2 separate regions of the Homo sapiens genome follow, and region 1 is linked to region 2. A link is a loop called in an ENCODE intact Hi-C map of the cell type or tissue named here. Cell type or tissue: chondrocyte. All regions are shown on one strand. Each heading gives the region's core, and the rest is flanking DNA. Links, peaks and the distances in the headings are about the cores only.

Evidence for each region. A loop is a pair of places that touch in the nucleus more often than their neighbours do. Peaks named below come from ENCODE experiments on the same cell type or tissue, not always from the same donor. Only the 100,000 strongest peaks of a DNase experiment are listed, where the experiment ranks them.
Region 1: it touches region 2 in a loop (2.5-fold over the local background); 7 of 110 quality-filtered maps call a loop at or near these places.

Annotation. Positions count from the first base shown.
Region 1 is chr12:67,785,473-67,790,860 of GRCh38, reverse strand. No RefSeq gene overlaps it. Among named protein-coding and RNA genes, the nearest start is that of LINC02421, 59 kb to the right of the region's middle. In chondrocyte, for the core only: a CTCF peak has its summit at 2,370; no DNase peak of the experiment used is centred there.
Region 2 is chr12:67,940,164-67,945,551 of GRCh38, reverse strand. The region is part of intron 2 of LINC01479 (long intergenic non-protein coding RNA 1479); the gene reads right to left. Among named protein-coding and RNA genes, the nearest start is that of LINC01479, 14 kb to the right of the region's middle. In chondrocyte, for the core only: CTCF peaks have their summits at 1,859 and 2,059 (motif pointing right); no DNase peak of the experiment used is centred there.

The DNA of each region.
Region 1 (5,388 bases), core at 167-5,166, 150 kb after region 2:
GTGTAAAAAAATCCTCTGAGAGCCAGACTCCTGAAGTGGGGGAACATCCACAGGGTGCTGGAGGAGAGGGTGAGGAGGAAGGGATGGAGAGCAATGGATATAGATCAGAGACTGGGACGACATTTAGAAGGTCATGAGTAGCTTAATCTCACAAAAGCCTACAGGTCTTATAGATGATATGCGACTACTAAACCAGGCTGCCTTTCTGACAGTGCAAAGATAAATTGTCATCTGTAGAGGAGTCAGTCATACCTCATTCAAAAATGCTGTAGAAATTGTAGCTAGATAATTAGCCCATAAGAAGGCCAATTTTTTTTTACAAGTTCTTTGATTCTAAACTAGGTATAAGAGTCCCACCCGTTACCGTAAGTTAAACCTTCATGATTCATATCCTTTTGAAGCTTCTATCCACAAACTGTAATATTCTCTATTCAAGAAAGAAGACTTCCATTAAGAAACCCATAAGGCTGAAGTCCTCTAGCCTGTTACTTCCAAATAAGCTACACTCTGAACAGAAGACACTGCCAAGGTTAAATCATTCCTACTGTCTACCAAAGCCCCCTTAACTTGTCAGAGAAAAGACTACACACACATTAATGCTCAATCTTTATACTCAATTTAGCTCTTCTCCAGTAGAAAGTCAAGTTCCTTGTTTCTCTGATTTAGCCCTGATATGAATATGGATGAAAATCAATTTACAAAACACTGCATCCAAGCCCAGAGGAAACACTGCTAAATACCTTTATTTTGTTACTCTGAAATATGAGAAGCGCTAGAAATAAACCCTAGTGACAGAAGGAGCTCATATAGTTGGAGATGCCATTGTATGGCAGAACATCATAGGATTACTGTAATTATGTTGCACTAATATACTACTGAGTTTTAGGACACAGAAACAAATCCATGTCACTTGTGGCTGCTGTTTTGCATAGTTGCTAATGTATTAAATTTATTCTATTTATTGTGTTTTAATTTTAACCATAACCTACAGGCCTCATAAGTACAATTAGAATACAGACTATCACTAAAGAGAAGATTGTTTTATCAGCTACAATCCAATGAGATTCTACTGGCTGCCAGAGAAGAAAAGAAATTCCTCTTCTAAGTAGGCTACTAATTAGCTGTGACCTCAGTAAGCAAAATGCCAACAGAAAGAGAAAACTTCAGATTATTCTAGAAAGAGCCCGTGAATTTCCAGGGTCTTCCATGAAAGGACAATATTTCCTAAAATCAGTGAAATGGTAATAAATCTCTGGCCATCACTGTAACATGGCTAAAACTTTTCCACACATAAGTCTAAGAGTTCTGCTAAGACTCTTCACCATTGCACCCAATGAAGAGCACTCTGAGTGTCATCAGAGTTTCCTGTAAGAATGGAAGTTGTTCCAGTGGACTGATTCCATTTCTCAATGTCAAACTAGAGTGAACTAGTAAAACCACAATGGAGAAAGTAGAGAATAGCACAAACTCTAGAGTTCAGAGCTGAATCAGAGATGCTTCAAATTGGTTATGTAAAATGGGACCCTATAATTAGAAAAAACATACAGCTAGAAGGGTTATTTAATCCAAATTAAACAAAGTGAATCATCTTTCAAGTTTAGCTAGTTAGCATTCTCTATAGATGTAAATTTTAAAAAAATAAGAAAAAAATACATACATTTCTAAATGCTTTTACCATATTGACCCCAGAAATAAGATCTGGAAAGAGCCATTCATTCTTTCCCTCAATTTAAATATCACTTTTGCTTCATTTATCACCTGCTGAAATTTCTTAAATGTCTTCCACTAAGTGATAACATAGGAATCCATTACTGCTTCTCAAAGAGAGCCAGACCACCCTAATAATCCACTAGAGGATTCAGAAGTTATGTTTAATCAAATGTATGCTCATCTGGAAAAGTTCTGAGTTCTGCATTAGAGCACATAATAAATAATAGGCTAGAATTTGGCATTTTTCTTAGTGGAGTTTTAATACTGTAATTTCCTTTTTCCTTCTAGCCTCAAAGCAGTTTCTTATACTATAGGATGACAATCTAGGTTTGAGGGCTACAACTTTCTAAGCTAGTTGCACAATTACTAGCTATTTCAAAAGAGCCATAATTTATATTAACTAAGAAGGAGGAACAGATGAATTGATAGATGAGAGTAGAGATGGATGATTAAATCTGATGAGAAGCAAGACAGGTTGTGCTCTTAACCAGCAGATGAACACCCAAAAACTCATTATGTACATACCAATGATTGTAATTGTTAATAATGTGTATTTGACAACAAATAATCATTCAGCCTTAATTTTTTCCTGTTAAGATAAAACTTAACCCCCACTTAAATGGAACATATCAGAAACATAGAGTGGTTTAAAATTTCCAAAAATACATCCCCCAGACACCATCGTGTGGGGAATTATATTATAACTAGTTCACGGGAAAATGTAATGTCCTCTCAGCTATGGGATGATAAAAAAATCCAATGTAGGCTATTAATAGTAAATGTGTACTGTACATGGAATCTACGAGCTGAAAATATCTTTGGAGGTAATCTAGTCTAAAGTCCCACCCAGTGCAGGAATTCCCAGTAAAACATCCTGGACAGATGGTTATCCTGTCTGTCTACACCTACCAGTGATCAGGAAATATCTTAGAAGGCAACTCATTCAGGGCGGAACAGTTTCAATTTTTGCAAAATTTTCTTTTTAGTGAGATGTGCTGCTTTGTAACTCGTTGGTTACCTACCAGGGTACTAAATCTGTGAAAATGTTTTTTAAGAGACCCTGGCTCATAAAATCATAGTGATTGCCACTTTCTTTCAAGTATACTTTACCCATTAGATATGAGGACAACAACAAAATGGGAGAGTCAAAAAAGATTCTGATATCAAAGTTACGATGCAAAAACATTTGAAACTCTTGTAAAGCATGTTGCTGTGGCATTTAACAGGGATAAATTCAAGGCTCTAACACAATTCAATACACTGATTGCATAAGAAGTGATAGAGCAGATCTGACTTTGGCAGAAACACATGTAAAACTCTGCTTCTCTTTCTACTCAAACTTCAAATACTGAGGCTATCCCTAATTAAAAATAATTAATGAGAAACTATATGTGAGTCAGTAGTGAGACATGGCTAAAAACATCTGAATAATCTTAGCTTAATATTAATAGAAACTTAATTTTCTTGAAGGAACGATGTGAGATTGCCTTTCATTTTTTTTTTTTTTTGTCACGGCCAAAACACATCTTTGAACTCGCCTACAGGTCTGTCTTAGTCCATTTTCTGTTGCTTATAACAGAATACTTGAAACTGGGTCATTTATAAAGGAAATAAATGTGTTTCTTACAGTTATGGAGCCTGGGAAGTCCAAGTTTAAGGGGGTGCTTGTGGTGAGAGCCTTCCTGCTGGAGGGGACTCTAGCATCCTAAGACAGTGCCTGGTGAGGGGGCTGAGTGCGCTAACATGCTAGCTCAGGTCTCTCCTTCTCTTCTTATAAAGCCACCAGATCCCTTCCCATGATATCCCATCAATCTATCAACCCATTAATCCATGAATGAGTTAATCCATTCATGAGGTCAGAGCCCTCAAGACCCAATCACTTCTTAAAGGCCCTACCTCTCAATACTGCCATGTTGGGGATTAAGTTTCAACATGAGTTTTGGAGGAGGCATTCAAGACATAGCAAGGTCTTTGGACAAACTGAATATGTCCAAAAGTGATCAGGATAGCAAAGGATCTGAAAACCATGTCAGAAAAGAAAAGGAAACTGTGGTTAAGGAAGACTAAAGATTGTGCTATGGAAGAAGAGTTAGCCTCAGAAACAGAGAAACAAGGACATGTGAAAATTACAGGGAGTCACATTTCAGCTCACTACAAGAGAGGACTTTCTCAGACAGAGACTGGAAGACTGTTTAATCAAGCATGAGACCTCCAATATTAGTGGTCCTCTATCGGATGTCCTTATGATAGAAACATGATTGAAGAAAAGCAAGCCCTGAAAACAGAATCAAATGTTTATTCAATGCCTATACTTGCCAGCTCCTGGGTGTCCAGGATTTACTGAACAGAACAGACATGAGTGCTGTGCTCACAGGTTTACTGTCTAATTAGAAAGCGGTTGAACTAAGAATCTTTAAAATTTCCTGGTAGCTTTGAGATTCTATGATACTATTAGTCTAAAAGTCCTCTATAATAGAGTTGGGAAAATGTGTCGTATATGACTTCATAAAACACTTTGGAGGAGAAAATCTTTTTATTACATTAGATTCTTTTTTTTTAACATTGGATCTTTAATGCAACATTTTCTGAGCACATGTTATGTTCTGGGTACTGAGGCACCGCCGTGAAGAATAACCTACCCTAAAGGAGGTCACTGTCATCTTCACCTCCCTTTCAAACCTCGTTCTCTTCTCTATTTTGGCCAGTTCAGAGTCCCACTGAATAAGACAACTGCATAATTTATCTTCCAAATCAGGACATTTTTTGAAAGTGATAAGGGTGCTATTAATAATTGTACCAGGACAACAGGTGTAAAAAGGGACTTTCCAGACAAATAAAGACATCTGGTCACACTATTAATATACCCTAAATCTTCTTTGAAGTTGAATGTGCAGACTGGGCATCAATTGCTTTGTCAACCCAGCTCTTTCGACCCTTTTTTTCTGTAGAGTGCTCCTCTCTACTTTGCCCATTCCAGAAGTGTGATTCCTGGTCGCTCTTCAGCCACCACAGGTGGTACCAGGCCCAATCAAGTCTGTCCCTGAGGTATTTTTAGAACTGGCTCTCCCTAATGGTAAGATACAAACTTGGGTACTATTGGTGAGGAAGTGGTTTATGTAGAGAGAATGAAGTTAACATGAAGAAAAGAAGAGGTGAGGAGAAATTGAGAAAGAGGATCCTGGCAGGACTTGACTCGAGTTTCCATTTTCCTGATGATTACCTGCATATCATCGTTTGTTATTTCATTGTTCAATCTTTTAACTATATGAGATATATCATATTCTTCCAATATTGTTCCCTTTTTACTTTAGCTAGTTTGAGTTGGGTTTATGATACTTTCAATCCAAATTGCACTGACTAACCCAAGATGCAAAGAAATGATTTAAGTAGAAAAGGTGGCTCCCAAAAAGCTTCCGTCATTTGACAGAAACCTGTAAGTTTGGCCCTATTCTAGTAATATATTTAAGTAAGTCTGGGGCTTCGTGTCAATTCACCTATGCTCTTCACTGACCCCCAACCTTGAACATCTGTTTGATAAATGTGCTCTCTCCTGGTCTGAGACCAGCCTCATCTTTGCCACCAACTTGTGTTGTTGGGCATCTTTCTTGGTCCTTGTTCCTGAGTGTCTGTTTTGGTAAGTTGTACCTATCACAGGTCCCTCATAGGTTAGGGTCCCTC
Region 2 (5,388 bases), core at 99-5,098:
CTGAGGCAGGAGAATTGCTTGAACCCAGGAGGTGGAGGTTGCAGTAAGCCCAGATCGCGCCACTGCACTCCAGCCTAGTGACAGAGCGAGACTCCGTCTCACAAAAAAAAAAAAAAAGCTAGATTTTTTTTTCTGCAGGTAATGTGGAGGCATCAAAGAAACTCGATTATGGAAAGATCTTTATATTGCATATCTGCATGTTGATAAGACCACTCTGGGGACAATGTGGATAATGGGCTTGTAGGGGAAGTGACCAGTGACAGGCAGACAACTAGATCTCATGTGAGAGCGTATGTTGTGCTAGTTTATGTCTTTGAGGCTTTGTGCTACCCAGAATGCCCTTCCCATGCTCCTTCCTCAGCCCCTCCTCCTCCAGGAAGCCTTCCCACACTCGTTCACAAACTGTAAATCCAGTGGCATTACTCTGTGCTCCCAGAACTCTGTGCTTACCCCCATCTTAGCACTTACTAAAACATACCAAAATGAAGTAAAGTCTTCCTTGTATTTTCCACCAGATTTTAAGTAGTTTGAGGCCAGGACATACATCTTCTTCATTGTATCCCCAAAGCCCACTTCAGTGCACAGTGCATACTAGATGCTCAGTTAACATTTAATTAACAATTAAATAGGCTGGGCTAGTAGTCAAAGACTACACAGCGTGACTCCACCCATGAAAGTCATAGTTTAACAGAAGAAAAACAGACATGACAATATATTATTACAATGCAATGGGATGGTAGAAATCTATATAAATGTCTGTACAAATACAATAAAACATAATGGCTAACTGGGTAGGGGAGAAAAATAGGGAGAATGATGGTCCAGTGCCATGTCTGCACCCTGGAGCAGTGGAGCCCACTGGGACCTCTGGCCTCAGAATCAGGGCTAGTCTGTATAACATCATCTGTGGATTCCAACTCCAAGGAGCAAGTCACTCCTTATGTTTCAGTTAGTTTCAGTGGACCCGGAGCCTGCAAGGGTCTCAACTTGTAGGGTGTGAACCCCACTGTTGGCAAAGGGGCTGGACCACAGCAGGGAAAGACCGCTGCTTAATTGGCTGTGCCAGCGTCATGTTTACAGTTGAGGGCTCACTTGTCTGCATTCTTAAAAATCTGTTTTAGAATTCAGTCCTTTAGCATTGTTCATGTTCTCTGTATTTTCTCAAAAATGTATAACAGCACTTTCTTTTGTGATTCCCTCTGAACCCTTGGTTGGAATTTGCCTAGAATCAGCACCTTCAACTCATTTAAAATTGTCACGTGACTCACATTGTCTTCTAGTATTTTTGTTATATTTTGATTTTTAATTTAACGTGTTAATTACTATGTTTATTTTGCTTTGTTACTTTGGTTGATTTTTTTTTTGACAGCACGTACTGCAGATAGCAAATCATCAGCTTATTTTTAGAGCAATGCCAACTCAGTAATGACTCCATCCGAATAGATCCATTTAGTGGGAAAAACAAATTGATATAAAAAGATGCATAGACAGGGATGAAAGAACAGGAATTGCAAAGTGAGAAAGGCATTTTATAATTTATGACAATGAGAACTATCTTTTGTTTAAAAACATTTAAATTTGGATCTATCTTGGATTTCAAAATCATCAAAACATGTTTATTCTGCCCTTTCAAATACAAGTGGAAAAGAGAGAAACAAAATATGAATTGAGCCTTTGTTTGGACTGCCCCTGGTTCTCATTCCTTCTCTGCTTCAAGGTGGTCTTACCTTTCTTTCCATTTCTTGATATGAACACAGCCAAATAAATACATAAAAATAGAAGCCTTCATTGCTGATCTTGTCTCTTCTGTGATTCCAACCTATTCCCTCAATCACCTCCTTCCCTCTCTCCCTTGTTCTTCTCTTTCTCACTTCCTCTCTCTAATTAGTTGTTTTTCAGGCCAAACTGGGCATGGGTTTGCTTTAGTATCATTGGGATGAAATGGGTTGAAAAGAGAACTTGGAATAATGAGGGCTGTCTTGGGCTAAAGCATGACAATAACAGAGGCACACACTCCACTGTATTAAAATAGCACTTGGTTCCGATCTCGGTCACTAGGTGTCGCTAAGTAATCTAATTAAATACCTGGTTTATGACCAACAAATTTGAGTAGACATTGAGCTGAGTGAGGCAGAAATAAAAATTAAGGACATGTGGCCTACATAAAATCCCGTTATCCACAACAGCTATTTTAGAACAGCAGGATTAGTACCTGGAATATGAATTGGAAAGTTCATGAATTAAAAAGAACCTACGAAAGTGCTTAGCCTTTATTGGGGAAAATGAATAAATCCTTTCTATTTTATGTGCCCTTCCTTTTCTTCCTCTCCTATTAAATTGGACATCCTGCTGCCTGCATTTTCATGAGCATAACTGGATTTTATGTGGTCTAAATGTACTGGCTGGGCTGTTTGCATCTAATCCTTCCTCAGTTCATATATTTTCTTGTTAAACTTTTTTTAGAGCCTGTTTTAACCTGAACTACCTGAAAAGCAAGCTGGATGAACATAATGCCTATTCTTAGTGGAATATCTTTGAGTGAACTCCTACTCCTATGCATCCTTCAAGGCAGATCAAATGTTTTCTAGTCTGTCAAACGTGACCGCAGGCAGTTCTTTTTGCCTTGTTCCCAGAACACAGCTGCATCTTCTTCCATGTGCCATTTTTTTTGCCTTACATGGTAATTAATGGTTCATGTATCTGTCTTCGCCACATACTGTGAGCTCCCTAAGGACAGGGACAAGTTGAGGAAAGTGACTGCTCAACATTTGCTACTGTTGCTACTTATAGCTCTTCTAGTGGTGTAGCCTATAGTAAATTCAGCACACAATTACCAGTTTCCCTAAGCATTTCAGTAGAATCTTCTCATGTCATTTCAGCAGGAGTTAAACTGGTTGTGTGTGTTTTGTGGTTTATAATATTGTGTGCTTAGAAAGCAAAATTAAGGGCTCACTAAATTGATGTGGAAAGAGATTTTATGTTGTGTGTGTGTATGTGTTTGGATGGGGTCTTCAAATGTTTGTTAAAGGAGTTGTTTATTCATCCATTGCCAATCCTTTTAAAAACAGTTACACAGCAGAGAAGGGGGATTGTATTTAGAGGAGACGCTAAATCAACACCTAAATTAAGGGTAAGCTTTTAGGCAAATTACTGTGTTTTTCTTTCCTGAGAGAAATAACTGGAGATTAGGAAACATCTTTTCTTAAAGAGTTTAATGTACTTCCAAATTCAAACAAATATTTAAAATGTTACAGTAATTTCATCTAAATCTTCTGTGTGTGTCCATAATTTTCTAAAATAAGTGGTAAATCACTTTAGGAAACCTATAACAGAGTGAAAATCAGCACACATTATTCGGGTTTACTGTGTGCGTGATGCTTTGTTGAAGGAGGGAGGAGATAGAAACATGTCTGTCCCGCAAGAAGTTCACAATTGGTGTGGCCACGGATAAAACATGTAAATACAATTTGCTACTAGCCAGGAACCAAAAAGAAGACTTGAGTTCCACAAAGGACGATGAGATTTACAAGGAGTTTTCCCAGAGGCATGACGTTTGAACTAGCATTTTACCATCTTTGCAGACAGGAATCTTCATAGTTTCTACTTACTTTATGGTTTAGCTAAATTGAAGCACTAAAGGATTCACGCAATGTTTACCTAGAGTTTAAAAAACCTTGATTTTAACATTTTTATTAACGGATTGGGTGTATGTTTTAATCTAAATGATAAAGCTATTAGAGTAAATCAAGATGACTATTTTCTCTCATATTGACCTGTCCCTAACCTAAGCGGGTTTCAAACTTTGGCATACTTTGAAATTATCAATACACTTGTTAAAATACAGATTCCTCGCCAAACTTAAAGAATCTCAACCTCCTGGGATGGAGAGGCAATGTGCTTTTAAAAAGGGTTCCATGTGAATCTGGTTTAAAACCATTAAGCAATTGGATAAATCAGAGGTAAAATTTGGCCTCTATATATGCTATAGATTATGGATATGCTATAAGTTAGTAACACTATCTTCTGATCTACTAATGAATATTCCCCTTGAGGGGAGATAAGGAAAAGTTATTAAGCACTCTACTGTAATAGGTAATAAGTAATAAGTCGGCTGACCCCCTGCTCATAGCCAGCTTCCCTCAACCCCAGAAAGATCAATTTTTAAAACATGTTTCCTGCAAGACAACTATTTAAGTTATTTCCATTAAAATAAAAAGACATGGTGATTTTCTCACATGTCTGCTTTGAACTGGCTGCTGACAACTCAATTTCCGGGGAAGAAGGGAAGAGCTGGCTCTCTGGTACTGATAATCTCTTTCACCTTCATCCAGCACTCAGCTTCTTCCGGCATTCCTGTATCAGAAAGCAAACACGGGCAACTCTAAACCTTAACACTCACATGCCTCTTAGTTGGTGTCACTGAGTTCCCTTGAGCAGGCATTTGGAGGTGAGACAGCTCTTAAAAGTAATCAAATTGCATAAACCACTCCTTTTGCAAATGGACAGTGGGAATTTAGCCAAGCACAGAGGAGAAAACTTCTGACAAATGTGATCCTATAGCAGGGCTACTTAACTTATGCTTGAGGACAATGTTCGGTATGACCAAGATAAAGCTTGGTAGGACTAATTCCTGCTGACCAAAGAATTAAGAGAGCACCAGGACCTGAGATGAGTCAGTCTAATTCAATCCTGACATGATCCCAGAAACTAATGTCACAACATTTCTGATCCTTAGCTAATAGGGGCATTGTTAACAACATCAGCTGCTCTGTTGTGGTTGTTACTGACTGGCACAAAGTGGATGGATTCGTTTTCCTTTGCTGGGCACCTCAAAACATAACTACTAGTTGCAGAACATTGTTAAGAAAATACTTGTAAGATAGTTTTACAAGTGGATTTGCATATAGTATTTGTTACCAAAAAGCGATGGTACTGTAAATTTTGTTTTTTCAAATTTATATTGGCAATTGTAGTCTCTGAGAACACTTAAATAAATGAAAGCAGGACTTTTACCATTATGCTTTCAAGATTGAGAACCCTGAGTTCAAAAGCTGATACTCTAAAAACACCTAGATTGAATGAACACTTTTCAAAAACCAATAGGAGTAATAAATACAACCTTAAAATTTATCAACTGACTTTTCTTCGAATGAAATTGTTGTTAGAAAAATATAAGCATTTGTATAATTAAAAAAATAAAAATCCATCATGAACCTGTAATCGAACATTTTGGCCCTTGTATTTGCTTATTTTAAAATGGGTCCATTTTTGCATGTTTGTGTATATACTTCCAGTAATGACAATTTAGTGTGTCTATACAGTCCAGAAATGACAATTTAGTGTCTATCTTACCAGAATTACAAAGCAATTCTGAAACAAAGGTCATGA